2 separate regions of the Homo sapiens genome follow, and region 1 is linked to region 2. The links are chromatin contacts, found by Hi-C or POLR2A ChIA-PET in ENCODE. All regions are on one chromosome and are shown on one strand. The core of a region is the stretch at or near the end of the contact, and the rest is flanking DNA. Distances in the headings are between cores, read along the strand shown.

What was found. Hi-C counts contacts between places; a loop is a spot of excess contacts on that map. ChIA-PET counts read pairs that join two places held with the same protein, here RNA polymerase II (POLR2A). Pooled maps may share reads with other maps.
Region 1: a map of HCT116 shows a loop between it and region 2 (6-fold over the local background). The contact joins two enhancer-like sites. A Hi-C loop is called at or near these places in 2 of 168 maps with a recorded cell type or tissue (HCT116 and endothelial cell of umbilical vein) and 1 of 50 pooled maps. POLR2A ChIA-PET finds 5 or more read pairs at or near these places in 4 of 52 experiments (AG04449, AG04450, HCT116 and 1 more).

The regions. Positions count from the first base shown.
Region 1 is chr12:65,535,472-65,538,516 of GRCh38, reverse strand. All of the region lies in intron 2 of MSRB3-AS1 (MSRB3 antisense RNA 1), which reads left to right. Among named protein-coding and RNA genes, the nearest start is that of LINC02454, 66 kb to the left of the region's middle. RefSeq lists an enhancer at 1,037-2,236. Within about 2 kb of position 1,421, at least 9 of the 41 ENCODE cell types and tissues checked have a DNase peak (open chromatin) inside an H3K27ac peak, as active enhancers do; they include HCT116 and endothelial cell of umbilical vein, where a contact is called at or near this core.
Region 2 is chr12:65,655,543-65,658,357 of GRCh38, reverse strand. No RefSeq gene overlaps it. Among named protein-coding and RNA genes, the nearest start is that of MSRB3-AS1, 15 kb to the right of the region's middle. RefSeq lists an enhancer at 733-1,932. Within about 2 kb of position 1,342, at least 5 of the 41 ENCODE cell types and tissues checked have a DNase peak (open chromatin) inside an H3K27ac peak, as active enhancers do; they include HCT116 and endothelial cell of umbilical vein, where a contact is called at or near this core.

The DNA of each region.
Region 1 (3,045 bases), core at 172-2,671, 120 kb after region 2:
TGCTTTCCAATATGGTAGCCACATTTGGCTATTTATACTTAAATTAATTAAAATTAAATAAAACTTCAGTTCCTCATCACACTAAACACAGTTTAAGAGCTAATAGCCACATGTAACTAATGGCTACCTGTATCCAACAGCATAGCTATAGAACATTTCCATTATTGCAAAAAGTTCTATTAGATAGGGCTAGTAAGACTCCTAACTGAGACCCCTGGAGCTCTTCACCCATCTCTGACTCTACTAGTTATTAATTGTATGACTGGGTGAATCACTCAACTTCACATGTGCGAGCTGTTCCCTCTGCCTGAAGCACTCTTCCTGCCTGTGGTATCCTAGTTAATTACTTCTCATCTTTTAAGTCTCAGCCCAATCATTATATCCCCAACTAGGTCAAGGCCTTTCATAGTACCTTGTCCAATTCCTTGTCAAGGTTGACATTTTATGTATTTTTATGTGACTACTTGATTAATATCTGTCTCTCAGATCAAATTGTTAAGTTTGGAAGGACAGGAGCATGTCTGGTTTTGTCCAGCATTGTATCTCCAATGCCTAGCAGAGTAAGTGGCATGTAGTGAGGGCACAATATTTATTGTACAAATCAATGAATAAGCCATCAGTGTCTTTGCCACAGCCACTGCAAGTGATTGGTGCTCTGCTGGACTGATACTCAGCTGAGACACTCAGGTAAGGTCACATATTTTTCACAGGATCGTCCTTTCAATTGCTCTCAATGTTCATTACCTTTCCTTTTTGCTTATGTTAAATATTCCTAACAGCACTCCTGCTGGTTCACCAGCACGGTTAAGACTTTCAAAGTGAATAAATTGACCGTGCCAGTTGAACATTCACAAAGTTGGAGATGAGCACAGCATTCCATTTAGGCTTTGAAACAGACACTATTAACCTTTGTATCTAGAAGCCACTCATCCAAACTCTTCATCAAGTCAGAAACCTGACACTGATATCCTGAATGGTTTTCTGGAAACTCCCTACTTCCAGGGTTTAACATCCAGCCCCACTCTCAGGATTATATATGGGAAGTTAGAAAACATATACGTCAATGCTCAAAAATTCTATTAATAGCCACATTTCTTCCAAGTGCCCCAGAGGTTTGCAACTGTCTGAGCAATCCTGAACATCATCCTAAGTCTCTTGTTTTAGTGGAAACTACAGGAAATGGGGGTAGTTCCAGCTGAATGTCCCCTCAAGTGTTCAGGTCTGCACATACCACAACCGCTGAGTACAGGCAGACCAAAACAGCAACAGAAAGGTCCGCCCACTTGAGCTCCTGTGAGCCTTCACGTCTGAGTTCATGTGGCTCTCACTCAGAAGCGGAAGTGGAAAACCAAATAAAGTCAACTCCATGGAGGTCCTGGGGACTTAACACTGAGCAGCCACACGAATACCAGAGTGATGCATCATGATTCATGTTATTACAATAAATGCCTAAGAAAGAAATAAGGATTTGGCACTTAGTATAAAGCATTGGCAAGACAGCTCAAAGTTTTCTGCCTGTTGTAAAGCATAGCCTGGGACATTTTCTTTCATTGAGCAATATGCATTAGCAATGTTATCTAGGGTAGTAAAGGAGTTACTCATAAAGCTTTATTAAGTGATGTCAAGACTCCTTCCTCCCTGCGTTCTTTTCTTCTCTGGGACAGGCTATAGAAAAGACATTAAGTTTTTATTTTCATTTTTTTCCCAGTGTGTCTATGCCAGCCTGATATTAGAGGATGAAACACATACCTAAAGGATTAACAATCTAGAAATCACCTTTCCCAAAGTGATTCACATTGGGAAAGAAGTGCTGAAAAGCAAAACAGGTACCCTCTTGACTTAATACTGTTCATATTAACAGAATAGGCTCTGTAAAATACAGAAACAAGTCACGTCAGAGAGCATTCTTTACAGCAACATTTAGGGAATAATGGGGAAAAAACGAACTCCAGCTAGTTCTCTAGGTCTTCATGAGCAATGGAAAGGGTGTGATGCCTCACCAGGAAAGGGTTTTTTTTTACTTAGAAAAACAAAATAATTAAACTTTCATCTCCACGGTGGCTCAGCCAGCTGGTGGTGGCCCAGCAAACACATCCATGCTGGTGCATTTATGATGGACATATCATTGCTGCCAAATCAACTGTGTGATGACTTGTGTCACTCTTCAAGGCAGCTGACATACATAGGGAAGGTGTAGGCTATTTATCTTATACACAGAGTGAACACCTCCCTTGTGGATGGCCTGATGGGGTGTATTCTTGGTTTAGAATCAAAGACTTGAAAGGGACCTTGGGAAAAATTCATCTTCTTTTCTCCCTTCTAATGTGAGAGTTGCCTAGACAGCATCTCCCACAGTTTTGCCGATCTACATTCTCAATCAACATGAGTCAGAGGAGAGATCAAGGAGAAGAGGAACATATTTGGAGGGCAATGGCTGTCCACTGCAAAGAAAGGCCTTCCACCTTCTCTCCCCAGGGTTCCCCACTTCCTCATGGTCTTGCCTGCTTCTAGGTTTTTGCATGTGCGGTTCTTTCTACTTAAGACCCACTCCACCTCCAATTCATCAACATCCTTGCCTGGCTAATTCCTACTTTCCTTGTAGGCCATCCCTTCTGCCAAGAAGCCCTCTCTGACTTGGCAAGATTAGTTCAGGTGCTGCCACTCCTCTGACTCTTCCCACTAGGGTGACCAACTGTCTGTTTGCTTGGGACAGAAAGACTTCCTGGAATGTGGGCTTTTAGTGTTAAAATCAAGATAGTCCTGGACAAATCAGAACAGTCACCCCACCTCCCGTGTTCCCTGTGCTTACCTTCCTCAGACTTAGCATCTTCTATTGTCACTGCCAGTTTGCTTTTAGAACTTTAGACTGTCAGTTCTCTGAGGGCAAGGATGGTGCCATTCATCTCTGTAATCCTGCTAGCAAAGGTCTGACACATGAACAAGTAACCAAAAGCCACAACTGCAATAGCTCCTCAGTGCTAGATGAATGAATGAATGAATGAATGAATGAATGAATGAATGTAAAATCCACATCTTTTTCCAAGA
Region 2 (2,815 bases), core at 93-2,592:
TGTGTATATATGTATATATGTGTGTATATATGTATATACGTATATATACACATATATATATACATATATATACACATATATATACACACACACACATAGGAGTCACCATTACATCAAAGTTTCAGATGTAAGCAATTGAAAGTGGAGTTGCTACTAACAAAAATGGAGAAGACTGAAGGTAAGCCAAGTTTCAGGGAAGGTCTCCCATTCAGATTGGGTTATAGTATGTTGAATAGCTCTGCTAAACATCCAAATAGAGGTGTTGCATAGACTGTTGAATATTCAAGTCTAGAGTTCAGAGATGCCTGGGCTGGAGATATAAATTTGAGTGTCATCCTGAAATTGGTTGTGATTGCAAGGAAGTGTGTGTTTCCAGAGAAAAGAGGAGAACCAAGGATTCTGCCTTTGGGGTGGTGATGGGGGTTGGGCTCCAACATTAAGAGTCTGATTGCCAGGACTCTAAACCACAGTCCAGGATTCATTGCCAGGTCCTATTAGTTCTAGCTCTATGCCCACTGATCTTGCTTTCATTCTGGCTGTACCCCATCTGCCTCTTGGATGACGATGATAGGCTCCTAACTGGTCTGCCTTCCACATCTTACTTTGCCCTCATCTAATTTCTCCTCAACTCTGGTGCAAAAGGTCTCATTTCACCCCTCTGTGGAAACAATTCAGGGCTCCTCCTGGATCTCAGGATAAAGCCCAAACTCTGTAGCTTGGCACACAGGTTCTTTAAGATCTAGCTCTTGACTGCTCTTTCCAATCTTATCCCTTATACTCTCCCTACAAATTCCCATAATCTGAACTTCAGTCACACTGGGCTATCTAAATAAGTACCACTATCTCCATAAGTGGAATACAAGGTAGACATCCTGTAAGTATTTGTTGAATAAATAAATAAATAAATAAATGTTCACTTTTAGAATGCTGAAATTGAGGTCAGTGGCATGTCTTTAATCTGGAAAAAACAAACCCATATGTTTATTGTATCCCTACTTAGACCAAAAAAGGGGCACTGTAGGTCTCTAAAAATAGGAGTTGCAAACTAGTCTAGACCAGTTTAATTATAATTCTGCAAAAAGCTGGGAAGAGGTGACTTCAGAAATGTACATTTCAAAGCACTGGTTACATGTTTCCGGTGTTACTCGCTCCATATTAAAACTCTGAGCAGCTGGGTGCCACATTACTGAATTTTAAAAGCTGCACTTCGGTGATCCATAGCAAAAGAGCCTATGAGTCAGGTGATGATCCATTCATCAGTCATAGGAAACATGAGGCACTGAAAATTTAATACAAAACCCCAAACCCACAAAAACTATCCACAGTTTCCTAACACAGGGGATGTGACTCATATCTCAGCAGGGGTACACATACCTTATTATAGTCACAAAAGAAAATGTTTCTCAAACAAAATTTTCCCCCCAACATCATTTGCACAGGGCAGTAATTTGGTGAAAATCTTTTGAAACTTACAAAGTAATTTATTTCTTTGTGGTTGGCCCATATTGCTATGCTTGGTTCTTACCACAATGACTCTTAATTTAGGGAACAAAATGATGGCAATTAATCCTTTAACTATATTCAGCTGAATCCAGAGTCAAATTGAGAAGGGATGGAAAGAAAAAGCCCTTGGTTGACCTAACCTCTGGACCTCCCAGAAAGTGCTCCCACACTCTAGGGATGCCCCCACCAATACCCAGAGAGAAGAGGTCCTGAGCCGGCCATCCCAGTCTCAAGTGGATTCCCATTAATGCACTGCTTTTCTTGATGATAGATAGGGAGGAGGAGAAAAGGAAGGGGTGTTGCTAATAGAGAGACATCACAAAATACATGTTTAGTACTAATCTGAATGTATAGGAGAGAACTTTTTCTTAAATACATCTTTAAAGTTGCGGTGCAGATTTGATGATTTTGTTCATAAAGGACAAGAGAAATAAATGAGTGAGTAGCATAGAGACCTCACTTACATGTCCACTCAGTTATTCAGCAATAATTAATTACATGTCTATTATGTGCCAGAGATTTCATAACAAATGGACTAGAACATGAGCCATGCCCTAGAGAAATCTCCTATCTAGTGTACATGAGACAGCCCTATAATCAAGAAATTATAGTGATATGATAGAATATTCATGCAGGAGCCTTACAAAAACATACAGTGTAAAAGTATCTAACTCTGCCCAAAGGTTAGGAGGGTCCAATCTGTAGGCAATTTTTGTAAGTTGAGTCTTGCAGCATAAATCTTGAGTTGTCTTAGAATACAAAACAGAGAAAGGAATTCGAGGCAGGGAGAACAATATATGCAAAAGTCGGGAGATAAAATGGCATAAATTGAATTCCACATACCAGATTCAGGGGTTTCAGAATATATTTGATACTGACTTCTTTTGACTGAACATTCTTTGAAGGTGTTTTGAGGCTGAGGTTATGAAAACAAACCTTCAAATGGGAACAGTAACATTAATGCATTTTTGTAAAAAAATGTTTTCTGAAGCAATTTTTCTTAAATCTTGATTGGTTTCTTGAACAGTTTAACAATTTCCAGTTTTTCCTTTTAAAATTTTATTTAAATTTTCATTGGGATCAATTCTTTCTTCTCTGGGTAAACATTTACAAAATTTGATTCATCAGTCAGTTTTCTGATCCTAATGATTCACAGATTGCAGTTTTTGCTAGTAAGAGTTGTGTGAGGGGAAAGTGGGAACAATTATTTCAATAAATTCAATATCCCAGGGACAAATTTTATAATTCTAAGTCTTACGGAGTATCACTTTAACTGTTGTTGATTTTAATTTGTGGTATTTCTTTTAATAAT